Regions from separate parts of the Mus musculus genome. Here region 2 is linked to region 1. A link is a contact called in ENCODE Hi-C or POLR2A ChIA-PET data. All regions are on one chromosome and are shown on one strand. The core of a region is the stretch at or near the end of the contact, and the rest is flanking DNA. Distances in the headings are between cores, read along the strand shown.

The links. A loop is a pair of places that touch in the nucleus more often than their neighbours do. ChIA-PET counts read pairs that join two places held with the same protein, here RNA polymerase II (POLR2A).
Region 2: a loop to region 1 is called in a map of gastrocnemius, with 8 times the contacts of the local background. The contact joins the promoter of Ppp1r12b here to the enhancer-like site in region 1. A Hi-C loop is called at or near these places in 10 of 37 maps with a recorded cell type or tissue (gastrocnemius, heart and left cerebral cortex). POLR2A ChIA-PET finds 5 or more read pairs at or near these places in 1 of 5 experiments (Patski).

What each region holds. Positions count from the first base shown.
Region 1 is chr1:134,912,192-134,915,293 of GRCm38, reverse strand. The region is part of intron 1 of Ppp1r12b (protein phosphatase 1, regulatory subunit 12B); the gene reads left to right. Among named protein-coding and RNA genes, the nearest start is that of Gm51265, 33 kb to the left of the region's middle. Within about 2 kb of position 1,560, at least 2 of the 3 ENCODE cell types and tissues checked have a DNase peak (open chromatin) inside an H3K27ac peak, as active enhancers do; they include gastrocnemius and heart, where a contact is called at or near this core.
Region 2 is chr1:134,954,281-134,957,382 of GRCm38, reverse strand. It overlaps Ppp1r12b (protein phosphatase 1, regulatory subunit 12B), which reads left to right and starts at 1,443. Exons shown (of 24, transcript NM_001368827.1): 1 at 1,443-1,891. The coding sequence starts at 1,601.

The DNA of each region.
Region 1 (3,102 bases), core at 311-2,810:
CCCTTGCCCGTCCCTTACTTCAGTAGCTCATCCTTGGTAGCCTGCATTTGTGGCCTGAGTGGCAGCTTTACCATTAGCTTTTCCTGGGCAAAATTCAGTCTTTGCATTCCCACTTCCGTCACACTTTCTGGTGTAATTCTGGCAAGATCACTCTCTCTCCCCCTTGCTGGAAGGAGAGAGGCGAAGTTCTTCATCACAGTGAGGACACGAGAGGCTTCGTAGCTACAGTGTACAGTACCCACTGCTTTCCCATTAACCGGTAGAGTTATGTTCAAATTTTTCAGTCTGGCAAGTGAACCCTTACTTAGATTTCCATATATGTCCCTATTCCATTGGAATTCAACTATGCCAATTTCTTGCCATTCCAAAGAACTGATACTTGTCTCTGTTCCGCAGACCTTTGTGTGTGCTATTTCTGCACATTCTCATTATCTCTGCTTGTCTAGCTCGTTAACTCCTCCTTCATAACATGTAAGTCATATCTTCTGGCATTGCCCATCATACCCCACCCCACTCCTGTTAGTAACTTCTTACAGCAAACTATAGGACTTGTTCTTATTGATCACATTATATTACAGCATGACTCCCAAGGGATTGGACTACTATCTTTTCTCTTGCCTCCACAAAATAGCAAAACCGTACTCATTTCTGCCCTCCATGTCCTCCAAAGGACTCTCTGGAATAATGTAGAATGTGTCTGTGAATGGTTGCTACGTGACTAAGTGGAAAGCGCTTCATAGTATGAGACCACTGATACTGACAAACCCTTAGCCTGTTCTTTGGTAATGTGAACCAGTATCTGTAGACTTGCATCTGTAGCCAGAAATTCACTTAATTCTATTACTAGTGAAACTTGAATGTAGTCTATTTGGAAGTCATGGAGAGTTCATATTGTATTTATGCTTATTGTTGTAGATTTATATTTATGTGTATATATTAGTTTCCTTGTGTGGAGAAGACTGAACCTTGTAGACTCGTGGACACTATTAGGCGTTTAGTAGTGATAGCAACTGTTTACATAGCATGTGACCATGTTCCATGTGCTCAAGGTTTTATATGCATTAACTCATTCTTTCCTAATTGGGTGGGACCCCACACAGACCTTACAGTTATTGACATGGTCTTTTCACAGGCGAAGGCACTTGTTAAAGAAATCACTGAATCAGTAGGCCTGGGAGGTGAATCCAGGAATTCCAGTTCCAGAGTCTATTTTTAACATTTAACTAGCATAGTATTCTACATAGGGTTATATAATATTTGTTTAGTATCTTTTACTGTATAGGATGTATGGAACATATGGGGCATGAATGTGATATCGACAAGTATATTACAGAATTTTGGATTTACAAAACTCCCTATTGAAAATACGTTGGGAAAAGAATTTCTTTAATAGGTCCCTTTAGGATAGATTTTGTGTATTGACTCAAACTGGATGTATCTGAACTTCCTGTTATTTCTTTGTGGCTTCCATGCTTTATCCAACTTGTGTTGCAGGATTGCCTGCCTTTTTTCCTAAGCCGTGGATCTTTGCCCGGGCTGTGGCTTTCAGGCTGTACTCCTGCGGCTTGTGAAACACTTGTTTATGGGCACAGAGTGATCTGGAGTTAAATACAAAAATCCCTCTCCATGGAACAGCAATTTATTCTACATGCCAAGTTGGCACAGAATAGACCTTGGGGGGGGGGCTGTGGCTAAAACAGGTAGCCAAGATATGAAGGAGGTTTCCAATCTAGACTCATGCTAAAATAGAATGGTAATGAAAACACTTCAGTGGGCTCTTTGTAGTTTATATTTTATACTTAGGCTAATTTGGAGTGGCCAATCCAGTTTCACTGTCTACTTTACTCAAAATTTTTGGAGGATTAGACTAATAACAAATTATATATGTTAAAAATATATCTAGCAAGATGGGATCAAGAATTACAAATATTTCATAAGCAAAGTGGTATATCTTATCCCTGGTCCATGAACTCAATTTTATAGATGCTTCTATATTGGTAGATAGAAAACATTTATTTAGTTGGTTCTGCAATTGAATATGTGACATTAAATAAGTCATTAAGTTATACCTTAAAAATTACATTTGTTTATTTTTGTTTGTGTTTATGTGCTTTGGTGCTTGTGTGGAGGTCAGAGAACAGCTTGCTGGAACCAGTTTTCCCTTCCAACTTGTGAATCTTAGAGATTGGACTCAGGTCGTCAGGTTTGGTGTGAAGCGTCGTTTCATTGCCACACCCCCTGCCCCTCCAAAAAATAGTGTTCATGATAGAGTTCAGGGTTAGAGTCTGCTGTCTAGTGTGTACTTGGTCTCCAGTGACACAAAACAAACAAGAAATAAGAATTAAAGTTACTCAAATATGTATACTTTTTTGTTCTAAGGGAAAAAAATGACCCTTGGTCTTTTTACCAGTACCAATAGGCCTTATTTATTGTTCCTCAAAGTTAGGACTCTCAAGAGCAGAGAGTAGAGACTGGGTGATGAGAGCATGGGTCTTCTATGTGAAGATAGTACTGGCCTTGAAGAGTGTGCCGGCATTTTAATCTTTTCAACTCCATTTAACAATCTTAAAACGGTACCTGTTTGTATGTGTATGCACATGTGTGTGAGTGTGGGGGTCAGAGGACAGTTTGTGTTTGTATGTTTATGCACATTTGTGTGAGTGTGGAGGTCAGAGGACAGTTTGTGGTAGTTGGTTCTTTCCTTCTATTCTGTCAAGTTTGGTGGTAAGCATCTTACCTACAGAGTCATCTTGCAGCCTCATAATTTTGAAACTTAAGTATTATTAATGCTGAGGCCATTTCATATTTTATGTTTGTAGGTAAGAGAAGGAAGGTGTCCTCTGGTCTTAATTTATAAACATGTATTCTTGAAATAAATGCTAGTCTCCTGAGAACACAAATCAAAATGTGACGGTTGATGAGAAATTTTGTGTTTTGTGTTCTCAGAAATAATCTCACTATATAGCTGTAGCTGCCTCAGCCTCACTGTGTAGCCAGGGTGGCCTTGAACTTGTCAATACCTCTGCCTCAGCTTTCTTGACTGCCGAGTTAGGGGGCATGTACCATTACGTCTGGCTAATGGAAAATTCTTCACTTCTGCTT
Region 2 (3,102 bases), core at 194-2,693, 42 kb before region 1:
CTCTCAAGATTTATTTTACTATATGTAAGTACACTGTAGCTGTCTTCAGACACACCAGAAGAGGGCATCAGATCTCATTACAGATGGTTGTGAGCTATCTGGTTCAAAGTCATCCTTTGCTGCATAGGCAGTTCCTGGCTGGCCTGGATGACGTGACACTTAGTCTCAATAAAACAAAAGCTTTTTAACAAGTAATGAGATTTTCTTGGTAATTTGTCGACATGTCAACCCATGTAGTTGCTGGGATTTGAAATCAGGACCTTCAGAGGAGCAGTCATTGCTCTTAACTGCTGAGCCATCTTGCCAGCCTGGTCTCAGACTCTTGATCCTCCAAGATAACAGGTGCGTGTCACCATGCCTGGTTCCTACGTTATCTTGGTATCAATATCTCTCTTATCAATTTGGCAGAGTTCTATTTGAGAACTTGGGTAATTTTAATTATTAATAAGAAGAGGTTCCATGTTGACAAATTACCAAGAAAATCTCATTACTTGTTAAAGAGCTTTTGTTTTATTGAGACTAAGTGTCACGTCGTCCAGGCCACCGGGAACTGCCTATGCAGCAAAGGATGACGTTGAATGTCTTGCCTTTTGTGGTTTGTTTTTCACAGGGGAATAGATTTGACAGGTTTCACTCTGTAGCCCAGGCTAACCTTGAACTCACAGTGTAGTCCAGGTTGCTCTAAAACTCCTGGCAACCTGGGTGCAGGGGTTACAGGTGTGAGTTGCCTGGCATTACTTATTTCTTCAACATTTGATTCCTAGTTTATTCCAATAGAAAATGAGCAACGGGCAAGTGTTCATTTGTTAGGAAATAATAAAAGTTCTTTTTTCTGATGACCTAATCGTGTTCACATTTTGTGTGTGTGTGTGTGTGAAATTTGTGAAATGAAAAATTTCAACAGTCAGGAATCTTTTTGGACCTGGAGTGAATGTCATATTGAAAATAATTTATGTAAAACTATAATACTGTATGTGTATGCATACTTTTCTCCATGCACGTTCATAACTAATACATGTTAATAAAACTAGATGTAAAAAAAAACAGGACATGAAATATCATCCTTCTGTTACTTCATGTTTAGTCTTCTTTTCTAGAAAATAAGGGTAATTACTGCTGCTTTTTCCACTCTTGAAGTGTTAAGTGACTATTAGGGAGGGAGTTCAGCTTAGTGATCGCAGCAATAAAAAAAACTACGATTCCCAAAATGCTTAGAGAAAGAGGATGCCACCGGTCTGGGAGACAGTTGCAGCTTCTTCCAGGCATAGGTGCTAGATTCCCCCTCGGAGGAGGGTGCAGCTTGTCCTTGACTGGTTTGTAATGCATCCAGGGATGTGTAGTTCCCGTAGGGCTCCAGTGCGCCCTCAGGGCAGGTCTCCTACTACAAGTCCCGTACTGACGCGGGGTTGGGCAGCGCGTGCGTGCTGAAGCTAAGGGAGCATGTGGGCGGTGCTACTAGCGGGAGGAGTAAAGATGGCGGCGCGGGGGCCTCCGCCTTCATTCCCTGGCTGAAGCCCTCCGAGGGAGGCGGCAGTGGCCACACAGGGCTACCAACAGTCTTGTGGTGGTACTTTTGGCAGCAGCTGCGGAAGCTCGAGCAATGGCGGAGCTGGAGCACCTGGGAGGGAAGCGAGCAGAGTCGGCGCGAGCGCGGCGGGCTGAGCAGCTGCGGCGCTGGCGAGGCTCGCTGACAGAGCAGGAGCCCGCGGAGCGACAGGGCGCGGGGCGCCAGCTGCAGACCAGACGCGGGAGCCCCAGGGTCCGCTTCGAAGACGGTGCGGTCTTTCTAGCTGCCTGCTCCAGCGGGGACACGGACGAGGTGAAAAAGCTTCTGGCAAGAGGTGCGGACATCAACACGGTCAACGTGGACGGCTTGACAGCCCTGCACCAGGTAGGACTTCTCTTTCTGTTGTGTGGGGTCTTTGACCTGCAAGCTTGTGACCCCGGTGAGTTGCCTCACCAAGAGTATATATAGTGTCACCGCAAAGCCCTCTTGCAAAGACCATGCCACTTCAGTCAACTCACATTCTTGGCCACCCTCTTCCACTCATAACCAGGGTGTGGGTCTTTACTTGAAGGACTGGTGTCACCCGGGTGACTGGTCAGTGTTTGTATTTCCCTCCACCTACTTGGGTTGTCATGGTGACTGATGATTTGGTCCTTGGTGTTATCTTTATAGATTAGTCATCTTTACTTCTCTCCTGTGCCTGTACCTCATGCCACTCACACTGTCATTAGCCTGCTCCCCTTTCAGAAAATTCAACTTTCTATTTGCGTGGCCTAGTTATTAAAATGTCTTAGGGTCAATTAAAGGGAAACCCCACTAGTGGATGGAGACAGGCAGCTTTTTTGAAACGCCACTTGTTTTGCTGATGTGTGATTTGTGTCTTCTCCAGGCCACCCTTAGAACACCCTTGACCTCATTGTTATGGGTGTCTCATTTTCTCTACAGCAGCACTACTTCAGTCAGGGACAGAATTATTTCTGTCTAGGACTTATGGAGTAGGCTTTCAACTTTATTTCTGAATCTGTCTGTAGAAATGGTAACCTTCGAAAAAAGAAATGACTATATATACGAGTTACAGGTAATCTGAGAGTTCTTGTGCTTAATAATAACGCCTTGATTTCTCTCACTTATGCAACAATATTCTCTGTATACTGACTGTCATAACTCCACCCTCTCTCCCCATTTGAACTTCGCCAGTTATTTTGGTGAGCTGAGACCTGGGCACCCACTCTTTTCTCTTCTCGTCTCTTCTCTTTCTTTCCTTCTCTCTTTTCTTTCTCTCTTTTCTTTCTTTCTTTTTTCCTTCCTTTTTCCTCTTCCTCTTCCTTCACCTCTCTTTTATTTTTATTTTATTTTATTTTATTTTATTTTTAAAAAACAACCACACAGATGCTCATGTAGTTCAGGTTGACTTAGAACTCTCCATGTAGCTGATCCATCTGCCTCTATGTCCCCAGTGCTGGGACTGCAAAGTCTGGGCAGTGCTGAGGATCAAGCCAGGCAAGAACTCTACCGACAGAGCTACATCCACAGCTCACAGCTCTCTTTCTTAGTTTTCCTTTGCTGTATGTGCAACCTGAATGAGTGCACATAAG